2 separate regions of the Homo sapiens genome follow, and region 1 is linked to region 2. Evidence: chromatin contacts called from ENCODE POLR2A ChIA-PET data. All regions are on one chromosome and are shown on one strand. The core of a region is the stretch at or near the end of the contact, and the rest is flanking DNA. Distances in the headings are between cores, read along the strand shown. Region 1 overlaps DEF6 (DEF6 guanine nucleotide exchange factor). Region 2 overlaps ANKS1A (ankyrin repeat and sterile alpha motif domain containing 1A).

Region 1 (3,658 bases), core at 576-3,075, 220 kb before region 2:
AGGGCGTGAGCCACTGCGCCCGGCCACCCCAGCATTTCTAATCATCCAACCTACAGACACTCATGGGAGAGATACAAGAATGCTCATTAAGCATTGTTTATAATATGAAAAAATGGAGACAAACTGAGGCTCTTCCAGTAGGAAACAGGTATACCATGTCAGGAACCACTGTATGTAGCTGGAAAGATTTCACTTTTCCCACTTGTGTGCTCATGGGCAAATGTTTAATTCTCCAACACCTTAGTCTCCTCCTCTGTGAGGATAATGATAGGGTCTGCTCCAAAGGCTGTTTTGAGTGAAGAGTACCTGGTGCATAGTGCACTGCTTAATAAAAGTTGTGGGTGATCTTTGTTATGTTTATATGAACAGACATTGAAAGATATGCATACTACACTGGCATGTAAAAAAAGCAAGCTACAGAATGAAATGTTTGTCAAATACATGTGCAAAGATTAGGTCGAATTATATGAAACTAGTATTTCAGTAGGTCAAAACAATCAAGTGTCAGAAATTTCATATGGTTCAACCTGTTTATTTGTATACAGAAAGAATCTAGAAGACTCACAAACTGTTAACAGTGATCACCTCTCCAGAGTGAGGGGAGAAACTTTCATCTTTTTTTTTTTTTTAAGACAGAATTTCACTCTTGTTGCCCAGGCTGGAGTGCAATGGCGTGATCTCGGCTCACCGCAACCTCTGCCTCTCGGGTTCAGGTGCTTCTCCTTCCTCGGCTTCCCGAAGAGCTGAGATTACAGGCGCCCGCCACCATGCCTGGCTAATTTTTGTATTTTTAGTAGAGACGGGGTTTTGCCATGTTGACCAGGCTGGTCTCAAACTCCTGACCTCAGGTGTTCCGCCCGCCTCGGCCTCCCAAAGTGCTGGGGTTACAGGCATGAGCCACCGCGCCCGGCCAACATTATATTCTTCTTTACTTCAAAATTTTTTTGGGCCGGGTGCAGGGGCTCACGCCTGTAATCCCAGCACTTTGGGAGGCCGAGGCAGGTGGATCACCTGAGGTCAGGAGTTCGAGACCCACCTGACCAACATGTTGAAACCCTGTCTCTACTAAAAATACTAAAAATTAGCCAGGCATTGTGGCAGGCGCCTATAATCCCAGCTACTTGGGAGGCTGAGGCAGGAGAATCAGTTGAACCCAGGAGGCAGAGGTTGCAGTGAGCCGAGATTGTGCCATTGCACCCCAGCCTGGGCAACAAGAGTGAAACTCCATCTAAAAATTAAAACAAAAACAAAAACAAAAAAACAAATTTGGCCAGGCGCAGTGGTTCACACCTGTAATCCCAGCACTTTGGGAGGCCCAGGTGGGCGGATCACTTGAGGTCAGGAGTTCAACACCAGCCTGGCCAGCATGGCGAAACCTCATCTCTACTAAAAATACAAAAATTAGCTGGGTGTGATGGCAGGCGGCTGTAATCCCAGTTACAGGGAGGCTGAGGCAGGAGAATTGCTTGAACCTGGGAGGTGGCGGTTGAGGTGAGCCAGGAAGGATAGTGCCACTGCACTCCAGCCTGGGTGGCAGAGTGAGACTCTGTCACACACACACATACACACACACACCCCCACAAAAAAAAAATTACCACTAACATGTTTTAATTTTATAATAAATTCATTTTTATTTTTGTTTATTTATTTAGAGACGGGGTCTCACTCTGTTGCCTAAGCTGGGGTGCAGTGTCACGATTTCTGCTCACTGCAGCTTCCGCCTCCCAGGCTCAAGCGATCCTCCCACTTCAACCTCCCGAGTAATTGGGACTACAGGCATGTGTCACCATGCTCAGCTAAGTTAAAAAATTTTTTTGTAATACCAAAATTAGCCGGGTGTGGCGGCACACTCCTGTAGTCCCAGCTACTCAGGAGGCTGAGGTGGGAGAATTGCTTGAGCCCAGGAAGTCAAGGCTGCAGTGAGCTGAGATCGTGCCACTGAACTCCAGCCTGAGTGACAGATCCAGACCCTGTCTGGAAAAAAAAAAAAAAAATTCTTTTTTTTCATAGAGATGAGTTCCCATTATATTGCCCAGGCCATGGTGGCTCATACCTGTAATCCCAATGCTTTAGGAGGCCGAGGCAGGAAGAGCCCTCCTGGGCTCAAGAGATCCTCCTGCCTCGGCCTCCTAAAGTGTTGGGATTACAAGTATGAGCTACCACAGCGCAGCCCCGAATTTCTTCATTAACATTATATTCTTCTGTGTGTTTTCTTTTTTTAAACCAGGAGAATATATTGTCTTTAGGATAAAATTTAAAACAATAGGGATGAAAAAGGGTGCCATTAACCCAGTTATTAATTTGCCCTATTAAGTTGCTCTATAATAATATTCTTTTGCTGTTCACTGTTTGTGTGAGCATTTCTGGGTGTTCTACATTCCTTGAGGGCAGCAATGACTCTAATCTCAACCTTGACTCCAAAGATAGTATAATGTCCCCCATTCACTGAATGTTTCTGACTGACTCCTAAAGTCTAACTCAAATGCTCCAATGGTTTCCCATAATTTTCAGAGTAAAAGTTCGAGTCCTTCCACAGGCCTCCAGGCCCCATGTGACCTGGCCTGCTGCACCTTCTCTGACCTCATCCCTCTTGTTTACTTGCCTCCAGCCATTCTGCCTTCTTAATGTTCCTCCAGCAGGTCAGGCATATTCTTGCCCAAGGGCCTTTGCACTTACTGTTCCTGCAGCCTGGAATATTTCTCTCCAGGTCACTGCATGGCTCAAACCCTTTCCTCCTCCCTGTTTTTACTTAGATGACACCTTCTCAGGGAATATATATTCCCTGACCAGGTGGAATATCCTCTGATCACCTTATCTTTTGAGACTGGGTCTCACTCTGTTGCCCAGGCTGAAGTGTAGTGGCACAATCACAGCTCACTGCAGCCTCGACCGCCCTGGCTCAGGTGATCTTCCCATATCAGCCTCCTGAGTAGCTGGAACTGTAGGCGTGCGCCATCACACCCGGCTAATTTTTGTGTGTATATGTGTGTGTGTGTTTTCTTTTTTTTGCAATGTAGTTTTGCTCTTGTGCCCAGGCTGGAGTGCAATGGTGTGATCTCAGTTCCCTGTAACCTCTGCCTCCCGGGTTCAAGCAATTCTCCTGCCTCAGCCTCCTGAGTAGCTGGGATTACAGGTGCCTGCCACCAACATCCAGCTAATTTTTGTATTTTTAGTAGAGATGGGGTTTCAACATGTTGGCCAGGCTGGTCTCGAACCCCTGACTTAGGTGATCCACCCGCCTCGGCCTCCCAAAGTGCTGGGATTACAGGCAAGAGCCACCGTGCTGGGCCTAATTTTTCTATCTTTTGTAGGGACGGGCTTTCACTATGTTGCCCAGGTTGGTCTTGAATTCCTGGGCTGAAGCGATCCACCCGCCTCAGCCTCCCAAAGTGCTGAGATTACAGGTGTGAGCTACCCTGCCCGGCCTGATCACCTTATTTAAACCTGTAACCCAATCCTGCCTGACCTCCATGATCCCTACCCATTTCTGCTTTATTTTCTTCCATGTCATGTATCATCTTTCATCATATTGTACATTTCATTTAGTTTATTATCTGCCTCCTCTGACTAGAATGTCAGCACCACAAGGGTAGAAACATTTGCGTTTTTTTCACTGTGGTATCACGGGGCCTGGCACCTAATGGATGCTCATTAAGTA
Region 2 (3,596 bases), core at 477-2,976:
ACCCCAGAAATGGACCGGAAACCTTTGAGTTGCTCAGGTGCCTCTAAGGCTGTGTTCTTACGAGAAGCCTGTGTCTAGCCCCTGAAAGGGACAGGAAGTTGGGCAGTTCATAAAGAGCAGCAGCTGATATGGTTGGGTTTGAAAAGCAGACGCACCGTACTCAATTCTGCCTGAGCCTGCTCCGTTCCCCTCACCCACAGGCCACCGCCTTCTCTTCCGACCCACTGAGCTGCACCCAAGTTCCGTCCTGAGGACAGAGGCTATGCAGGCTGGCCTCTGAACCAACCTCAGCTCCCCTGTCCTCTGCCCCATGGCCATTTGTCTAAAGATTGGCAGTATGACCTAGAGGTTTGAGCCAAGTGTTAAAAGTTCATTTTATAAAAAGATTTTTTTTCTGTTAAAAACAATGTGTTCTGAACAAGTCACTTCTTGACCCTCTGGAATGCCAGTCCCATCTGCTAGCGGCCTGGAGTGCTTCTCCACAGCCAAGGCAGGGCTCGTTCTGCAGGACGTGGTGGTGGCAGGCCCAGGCCAAGTGGCCAAGAGGAGGTCCTGCAGGCGGAGGTGAGGCCTGGGTCTTCAGAGCTGCAGGTGAGGCGATGGCGGTGGTGGCAGTGGGAGCCTATGCCCCCACGTCTATGTTTCCGCAGCACAGTGTGGTTCCTCAGTGGCTCAGCTTGGCAGAAGCAAACAATGGGGGGAGGAAAGGGTTAACCAATGGGGCCTGCGGACGGTGGAGGAAATGGAAAGGAAACACAGAGCAGGACAGACGATCCCTCACAGCCTCCCCGGGGCACCCTCCATGCCTGCTTTGAGCACCCACAGCCTGCAGCCCCCACTGCCTCTGGCTCAGTGACTCTGCTCAGGAAGGCACAAGGATGGGTGGGTACGCAGGACCCACCCAGTTTATCGACTTGGGTTTTGACTGCCCTGGCCGACTGGCTTTCCTAGTGGACTCTGCTATGTGTGCACGGCTGCCTATGGGCGCCGCTTCCTTCCTGTCTCCTGCCATCCAAACTGATTTGCCCACACTGGAGAATGGGGTGCCTCTTCAAAGACTCAGCTCCACCATCCCAGCTTCTGAGCTGCTGCGATGGGACGGCCTCTCCTTTCGGAGGAGTCAGGAGGCTGAGGGAGGTGGTCAGGGGCATGCTGGACGGCGCTGTCTATCTGTGATCCCCCACCGTGGAGAGTGTCAGAAAGCTCCCAGAGGACAATGGAGGCCACTTGGTCCAGGTCCCTGTCCTCCAGCAGCTCTGTTCTGTGAGGGAAGAAGGTGCGCCGTGTGTGCAGGGCACAGGCCGCCTCCTCGTTGGTTCTACGGAAGGCCTTCCTCCTCAGTGAGCTAGACTCCAGAGCCAGGCCCAAGGCTGCCAGGCCTTGAGACTCCATGGCGAAGATAGAGGGGCTGTCCACACACATGCCACCCACCTCCTTGGAGGGGAAGGCCCATCAGGACTGAGACACCTGCTGTGTGAGCCAGCCTGTGAGTGTTCAGATACCCAGAGCCCCAAGTGGGGCAGTCAGCACGGACCCAAGGGCCTGGCGCATATCTTGGGCCCTCACAGAAAGCAGTCTGTCCCTGGTCCAGCCACATCACTGAGCTCAAGGTCTCACAAGGGCCTAGCCATGAGAGTGAGGCCAGCACCTCGGAGTAGCGGAGGACAGTGGGGTGGGGCTGCAGGCCGGCTGTGAGCAGAGTGCTGGGGACTCTGGCACTGGGTGGTCACAGTGGTTGGTTGGTTCAGGAGAGGTGAGAACAGTCAGCTAGCTCTTGGCAACGGTGCCCAGCTGTGGCTCAGTACAGCAGACAGGAGGAGGGAGCCACACAGAGCCCAGCCCAACCCTGGGGAGCTATCAGTGCCGTTGGGATCCTGCTGGAGACTGCCCTGCCCGTCGGGGTTCACAGTGCCTGCCCGTGGAGGCTTCCAGGGTGCAACAGAACCCCTGAGCCCTCTTGATGCCCACCTCAAAGGCAACTCACCCCCTCAAGCTGTCCTCAGCCCAAGGGGGAGAATTCACAGTGTTCGGTGGTGGTAGGTGCGAGAGCTGCAAGTGTACAGCGTCTACGCTGCCGCCCGCCCAAGAGGAGCAGGTCCCAGTGCAGGTGGGGCCTTGGCATCAGCAGCTGGAAGGAGAGAGTTGAGGACAGCAGAAAGATCGGATGGCAAAGGCACAGTGAGACTAGTGGAGACAGGGAGTGGGTTGTTTTAGAAGATAGTGGTCTCATACTTGGTGCTGAGGCTCCGCTTAGAGTCTGGTTTGGGGTCCACAACCCAGGAGACACTGGCATGGGATTGGGCATCTTGGTCCATATCAGGTGGTTCCAGCTGCCAAACAAGGAAGCAGTCAAGAGTCAGAGGGAGCTCTGTGCCAGGGCTGGAGGCAGCAGGCCCCTCCCACCCCCAGGCCAGGCTGTGGCCCCTGTGCTGGGAGGGGCAGCCCTTATTCTCCTCGGCCAAAGAGCAGGCCCCTGGGGGCAGGCGGAGGAGGGACACCCTCCTGGAGCATCTTGGGGAGGGCCACCTCCAGGCACAGCTTCTCTCCGGGATTTCTTGGGATTGCTCAGTTAAAGGACCCCTGTCCTAGGCGGGCCTCCTGCTCTAAGCCCCAGACCCACTCACACTGGGCAGGAAGGGGATATGGGGCTTGCAAATGTCCAGCCTCGGGTCTCTCTGGTAGGCCCAGAGAGCTCACCCCAAGGCAAGACCACAGCAGTCACCCCAGACCTCTGGAGAGAGGACACACAACAGAAAAACAGAGAGGGCTGAAGCACACACAGAACAGGCAGAGGGCATCTCAGGAAGAGGGGAAAGAATGTCACACAGGCAGAGGGAGAGGCCGCCAGAGGCTAAGAGCGCTCACGGTCACTTCGGGGAGACTGACACACAAGACAGCAGGAGGCGTAAAGACCTTGACTCCAGGACTAACAGATGGCAGCGGTAGGTAGGAAGGACGGTGGGTGGTGCAGGTGTGACAGTAACAACAGCGACTATCGGGGGGCAGCGGCACCTGGGGTGCAGAGCAAAGCAGACACAGACACAGGGATGGCGCAGTTACTGGGGGCTGCCTGCAGGCCGCTCTCTGCAGCCCCTTGACGGCCTTGCCCTTGGGGGAGCCCAGCGAGGGAGGGAAACAGGAGCATGAGAGGCCCGCCCAGGCCAGAGGAGCTGCTGCCTTTCCAGGGGCGAGACCTGGCAGGGTTGGGGGACAATTAAGAGGGTCATTTCCCTGGAGGGCCAGCTTTCTGGAAGTGCCAGAAGACCCTCCTCACGCTGACCACCCTGAGCCCTTGAATCCCTGGGGCCAGGGAGAGGGGGATCTTGGCCAGTGGGGCCCACGTACTGCGGATTTCCTCACGCCGACCCGAGGCTTAGGCACCGGTTTGGAAGATTTTGTTTCAATCATCTCAGCTGCAGAGGCGCCCGTCGCCCTGGACTTCTGGGCCTGCAGGGCCAACTGATAGGCCACTTCGAAGGCCTGCCCCAGCGTCAGGATGATCTCGTAGGTCAGGTTCTGGGAGGAAGCAGATCACCACTTAAGCACCTGGTTCAGGAGCCGCTTCACACTGGATATGCCCTTCCTCGCAGGGACCA

What was found. ChIA-PET counts read pairs that join two places held with the same protein, here RNA polymerase II (POLR2A).
Region 1: POLR2A ChIA-PET joins it to region 2 with 10 read pairs in RWPE1. The contact joins two enhancer-like sites. POLR2A ChIA-PET finds 5 or more read pairs at or near these places in 2 of 52 experiments (OCI-LY7 and RWPE1).

The regions. Positions count from the first base shown.
Region 1 is chr6:35,303,483-35,307,140 of GRCh38, reverse strand. The region is part of intron 1 of DEF6 (DEF6 guanine nucleotide exchange factor); the gene reads right to left. Among named protein-coding and RNA genes, the nearest start is that of DEF6, 7.5 kb to the right of the region's middle. Within about 2 kb of position 1,825, at least 2 of the 41 ENCODE cell types and tissues checked have a DNase peak (open chromatin) inside an H3K27ac peak, as active enhancers do.
Region 2 is chr6:35,085,686-35,089,281 of GRCh38, reverse strand. ANKS1A (ankyrin repeat and sterile alpha motif domain containing 1A) reads right to left here. Exons shown (of 24, transcript NM_015245.3): 22 at 3,346-3,516; 23 at 2,233-2,330; 24 at 1-676. The coding sequence ends at 673. Among named protein-coding and RNA genes, the nearest start is that of TCP11, 54 kb to the left of the region's middle. RefSeq lists enhancers at 163-988, 989-1,816, 2,555-3,055. Within about 2 kb of position 1,726, at least 7 of the 41 ENCODE cell types and tissues checked have a DNase peak (open chromatin) inside an H3K27ac peak, as active enhancers do.